Regions from separate parts of the Homo sapiens genome. Here region 2 is linked to region 1. Evidence: chromatin contacts called from ENCODE Hi-C or POLR2A ChIA-PET data. All regions are on one chromosome and are shown on one strand. The core of a region is the stretch at or near the end of the contact, and the rest is flanking DNA. Distances in the headings are between cores, read along the strand shown.

Region 1 (2,978 bases), core at 50-2,549:
CAACCCCTACATCTGATTTTCCACTTACTGGATATTATATCTTACTACCTGGGGTGGGTAATGAGAAGGAAAAAGATCCATCTGGGTCTCCAGGGTATTTTTCTGGTGGATGTCGTATTAACTGCCTTCAGTTTGTGGGAGGCAGCAGATGCAGTGTAAAATACATAGAGAAACCAGCTTTTTTGACTGGTGTTGCCTGCAGTTTAAGACCCAATAAAGACATCTGTCTTTTAGTTTCTTGGTGTTAATGATTTTGGAGTAAGGTGGGGGTTCAAGAGTCAGCTCTACAATTTACACATAGTGTCAAGTGTAAAATGGGCATCTCAACATTATTTACAGGATTTTGAAAACTACAGTATTTAGCACAGTGCTTAACATAGAGTAAGTGCTCTGTAAATGATAATTTACAATCTAGGGATATGGCAATAACAGCCTCTAAATGTGAAAATGACCTTTAGAGTGTAAAGTTTAACTGCTTTATCTCTGTATCCTGTATCCAGAATAGTAAAACCGCTGAACGAGTTTCTTTCCTTATGCGCAATTGGAAAAAAAAATAAAAGCAACAGTAGTAACTAGTTACTGAGCACTTAATATGTGCCAGATGCTGTGCAAAGTGTGCTGATCGAATTTTTACAACTCTATAAGTTAGATGCTACTGTCTTCATTCTACACTTAAGGAAACCCAGTCTCCAACTTGCCTAAAGTCACCGAACCAGTAAGAAAAGGGCCAGAAAGCATTTTGACTCTAAAGCTCAAATTCTTAAGCACTGACGCTTCCAACCTGACTTTACAGATTGAAGGTGGTTTGGAATGAGTCTGGCTCGCGAGGGGACAGAGAGGGAAGTCGAAAGAAGGAGGCTGTGTTCAGGCTCCAGGCCGAATGGGGCAGGGCCGGAAGGTCTGGTTGTCCTGCCCAGAGATCACCGCCCGCGCCCCTCACCTGAGACAGGAAAAGGTGCCGAAGAGCGCCCCGGCCGCCATGCCCACGGCGCAACCCATCACGAAGCCCATTTTGACACGGTCGAAGCAGCTTGGCTGGGACTGTCCGTAGGGACCCACGGCCACCGGCATCTGCGGGGGATAGGAAAGTGTGGGCCCAGGCGCTGGCCCAAGAGTCGGGCGGGGACGGAAGCGGTAGGCTGGGAAGTGGGCCCAAGGGCTCAGGGGAAGTAAGGGAAGGAAAATCAGTGGGTAGCCCGACTCCACCACCCTCTTCGCGTTCCGGCCCCGCGTCGCCCGGCGCCTACCTCACCTCGCTCGCGGGCTGGGTCGCTCAGCTCTACGTCTCTCACGGAAAACGACGGGGAGGGCGCTCGCGGCCCGATGAATCGCTTCCGGAGCGCCGGGCAGCACTTCCGGGAGCCTGGGGCCCAGGACTGCAGCGGCTTCGGAAGGTGGGCTCTGCCAGCGGGACCATGCTGCTCCGAGCCGCTTGGAGGCGGGCGGCAGTGGCGGTGACAGCGGCTCCAGGGCCGAAGCCCGCGGCGCCCACTCGGGGGCTGCGCCTGCGCGGTACGCTCGGGTCCCGCTCTCCGGGAGGCGCGGACCTGTCCCCTCCGCGCGGCGACGCAACTGAATATTCCGGAGCCTTCCTGTCCACCCTGCTGCCCAGACCCTCTGACCCTTCTCTCAAATGACACATCCCTCAAACTTTCTTAGGCGGGTCCCCGAACGGTTGACCCCGGCGCACCACCCCTCGCACCCTGCGCGACAGGCCCCCAGAGCCGTGGAGGCGCGTCCTTCAGACCGCTCCTGGCCAAGTTACAGATGCTGCTCCGGGCTCCCGTGCAGACCGTTACCTTCGGTCAGAAGGGACTGCACCTACTCTGGCTCCACGTTCCTTCTAAACGTCTTTGCCCTTTAGAGCCTTCCTTCCTACGATACCATTTGAATATCAACTCAACACCCCCTCCAGGAACCCTCTCTCCCTCTCCCTTACCTCCTTTTACAGCGTGTCAGGTATCTGGTGTTGTTTTCTTTCCATTGAGATTCGACCCTAGCATCCCTTACACTTATCTCACCTCCAGCCAGATTTTTCCTTCTGCCCTTTGGATGCCATGCGTTCATAGTTGCCTTCGGTCTTACTTGGCTACTCCGTTCCATTTTTTATCAGTTGGAGACCGTGCTCCTCAGTCTGCGGTTCCCGCAGATACAGCCGCTGCCCCGGAGGTGGGGCCAGTGCTGCGACCTCTCTATATGGATGTGCAAGCTACAACTCCTCTGGTAAGGATGAAGCTTTTCCCAAGGCTGCTTATAGGAAGTAAATGATGGGCGTGATCACGCAAAGAAATGGCTGAATCCCTGGAGAAGTGAGAGCCGTGAAGGTGTGCTGGAAAAAGCACTGAGCGAGGAGTCGGGAGGCTTAAATTCGAGGCCACTGGCATTGGCTTTACTACTCACTAGCAATTGACCTTGGTCAGATCACTTCAGCGCAGGCTCTATAGTATTAGTTAAAAGCATGGGCTCTGGAATGAGCAGAACGGCCACTTAGTAACTGTGTGAACTTGGACAAGTATTAAACGGGTTAAAAGACTAATGCAAGTTTTCACCAATGTGTGACCAGGGGTGTTTGCCTAGGCCCTGTCCTGTCCCAGCCCCTTATAGATCACATTACCTGGCAGGAATGGAAACACCAGCAGAAACAGATGTCGGAACAAGGCAGTGTTTGTAGACTACCTGAGGGGAGGCAGAACAATCCGAGTTGGGATGGGTTGTGAGTGGGAGTGTATTAGGTTGATATTTGGTGGGTAGTTTTGTGGGAACAAAAGAATGTTTGAGGCCTCCTCTAGGCAGTGCCTGAGGGGTTGAGAGTGTCTTAAGGCAGGGTGGCCAGGTCTGAGGGGTGGAGTGGGACCTGAATTGACGATGCGCTCAAGGAAAATGATCTGTTCTGTTGTGTTCAGGACCCCCGGGTGCTTGATGCCATGCTCCCTTACCTAATCAACTACTATGGGAACCCACACTCCCGGACACATGCT
Region 2 (2,700 bases), core at 117-2,616, 440 kb before region 1:
AATCACTTGAATCTGGGAAGCAGAGGTTGCAGTGAGCAGAGATTGCGCTTCTGCACTCCAGCCTGGGTGACAGAGCGAGACTCTGTCTCAAAAACAAACAAACAAACAACAACAACAAAAAAAAACCACCTAGGCCGGGCACGGTGGCTCATGCCTGCAATCCCAGCACTTTGGGAGGCCAAGGTGGGCGGATCACCTGAGGTCGGGAGTTCGAGACCAGCTGACCAACATGGAGAAACTCCATCTCTACTAAAAATACAAAATTAGCCAGGCATGGTGGCACATGCCTGTAATCTCAGCTACTCAGGAGGTTGAGGCAAGAGAATCGCTTGAACCCAGGAGGCAGAGGTTGCGGTGAGCCCAGATCGTACCATTGCACTCCAGCCTGGGCAACAAGAGTGAAACTCCGTCTTAAAAAAAATAAATAAATAATAATAAGAAGAAAGCACTTAATCCTATCCCTTTACTGCACAGATGGGGAAACTGAGACCCAGAGAGGGGAAGGGCTTTGTAATCAGTCAGCATCTATTTATTTACTGAGCAACAACTAGGTCTGAAGCGCTGAGCTAGTGCTGTGAATGAGGAAAAATTTAAACTTCTGTGTTATTGGATAGACAAGCTGTGACTCTATGTATTAATCATTGCTAAACCTAGGCAATGGGTTCACAGAAGTGCATTACACTATACTCTTTATTTTTATGTATGTTTGAAATTTTGCATAACAAAAAAATTTTTTTTAAAGGATGACAGAAAGATAACTGACTATCATGCAAACCGTAAGTCTGGCTTGAACTTATAAAACTCGAAACAAATTTAGGAATATTTTTGCTCTGATAGTTTTGAAAATCAGAAAAAGGCAATTGTACTGGAATCTACTTCATAGCCTTTCTTTTCCCACCTTTCTGTAAAATTTTCTGCCTCTGTTGTTGCTAGGAAATCAGTGAGCCAAGAGAATCCTCGTTGGCCTAGCCGGGCCGTCTCCCTTCCCACACTGCCTCTCTGGGGGTACAGCGTCCCTGTACCCAGGAAGCTGGCCCTCTTGGGCCGGCTTTCTGTGGATCCACAAGGCAATCACCACAAGAGGCTGAATAAGAGCCTGTCAGTCACTGGGAGACAGGCAGCTATAAATCCAGAGGACCATGATTAGAAAGCAAATTACAGGCCTCCCGCTCTAAGTTTCCAACTCACAAAACTTCTTGGCAGTCAAAGGGCCTTTACTTAAGTTGTTCAAAGTTTCCAGAGAGAGTGAACACACACAAGGCAAGAGAGAAAAAAAAAATGGGACACAACAGAGGCAGAAAATTCTATAGACAGGTGGAGAGAGAGGCCACTGGGAGGCAGCATGTCACAATAGTTAAAAGCAAGGCTTTGGCGGCAGGTCAAAGCTCCAGTGCATGTTCCAAAGCTTCCTAGCTGTGAGACTTTGAGCAAATAACTTAACCTCTCTGAGTCTTTATTTTCTCAGCTACAAACTGGGGATAATTCTTCCTACTACTCAGAGTGGACGCAGGGATTGAGTGAGGCAATATATGTCAAATCATTAACCCAGTTCCTGGCACATATTAAGCATGCAATAAATAGTGGCTTTAAAAAATGTGCTGGCTGGATGTGGTGGCTCATGCCTGTGATCCCAGCACTTTGGGAGGCTGAGGCGGGCAGATCACCTGAGGCTGGGAGTCGAGACCAGCCTGGCCAACATGGTGAAACCCTGTCTCTACTAAAAATGCAAAAATTAGCGGGCGGGGTGGAGAAGCTGTAATCCCAGCTACTCGGGAGGCTGAGGCAGGAGAACTGCTTGAACCTGGGAGGCAGAGGCTGCAGTGAGCCTGAGATCGTGCCACTGCACTCCAGCCTGGCTGACAGAGCGAGACTCTTGTCTCAAAAAAAAAAAAAAAAAAAGTGCTAACCATACAACCCAGCAATTCCACTTCTGAGGCTATATCCAAAATAATTGAAAGCAAGGTGTCAAAGAGATCTCTGTACAGCCAAGGCCATAGCAGCATTATTCACATAGCCAAGAGGTGGAAGCAACAAGTGTCCATCGACAGATGAGTGGATAAACAAAATGTTGTACATATATACAATGGAATATTATTCAGCTTTAGAAAGGAAGGGAATTCTGATACATATGACAACATGGGTGAACTTGAGGACATTATACTAAGTAACAAAAGCCAGTCACAAAAAGACAAACACTGTATGATTCCACTTATCTGAGGTATCTAGTCCAATTTGCAGTTACAGAAAGGAGAATGGCAGCTGCCACAGGTTGGGGGAGGAGGAAATGGGAGTTATTGTTTAATGGATATAGTTTCACTTTTTTCATATTAAAAAATTTGGCTGGGCATGGTGGCTCATGCCTGCAATCCCAGCACTTTGGGAGGCCGAGGCGGGCAGATCACCTGAGGTCAGGAGTTTGTGACCAGCCTGGCCAAGATGGAGAAAACTCATCTTTACTAAAAATACAAAATCAGACGGGCACGGTGGTGCATGCCTGTAATCCCAGCTACTCAGGAGGCTGAGGCAGAAGAATCGCTTGAACCCAGGAGGCGGAGATTGCCGTGAGCCAAGATCGCGCCATTGCACTCCAGCCTGGGCAACAAAAGCGGAACTCAGTCTCAAAACATAAAAAAAGTATTCAGGCTGGGTGCGGTGACTCATGCCTATAATCTCAGCACTATGGGAGGCTGAGGCAGGAGG

What was found. Hi-C counts contacts between places; a loop is a spot of excess contacts on that map. ChIA-PET counts read pairs that join two places held with the same protein, here RNA polymerase II (POLR2A). Pooled maps may share reads with other maps.
Region 2: a loop to region 1 is called in a pooled map, with 3 times the contacts of the local background. The contact joins the enhancer-like site here to the promoter of ROMO1 in region 1. A Hi-C loop is called at or near these places in 1 of 168 maps with a recorded cell type or tissue (psoas muscle) and 2 of 50 pooled maps. POLR2A ChIA-PET finds 5 or more read pairs at or near these places in 3 of 52 experiments (Caco-2, H1 and MCF 10A).

The regions. Positions count from the first base shown.
Region 1 is chr20:35,697,726-35,700,703 of GRCh38, reverse strand. It overlaps ROMO1 (reactive oxygen species modulator 1), which reads right to left and starts at 1,299. Exons shown (of 3, transcript NM_080748.3): 1 at 1,248-1,299; 2 at 941-1,071. The coding sequence starts at 1,071. It overlaps NFS1 (NFS1 cysteine desulfurase), which reads left to right and starts at 1,352. Exons shown (of 13, transcript NM_021100.5): 1 at 1,352-1,512; 2 at 2,114-2,223; 3 at 2,904-2,978. The coding sequence starts at 1,416. RefSeq lists enhancers at 675-894, 466-1,125, 1,126-1,785 and a silencer at 1,385-1,574.
Region 2 is chr20:36,137,462-36,140,161 of GRCh38, reverse strand. It overlaps a transcript of EPB41L1 not described here. Among named protein-coding and RNA genes, the nearest start is that of EPB41L1, 16 kb to the left of the region's middle. RefSeq lists an enhancer at 1,237-1,286. Within about 2 kb of position 1,366, at least 5 of the 41 ENCODE cell types and tissues checked have a DNase peak (open chromatin) inside an H3K27ac peak, as active enhancers do.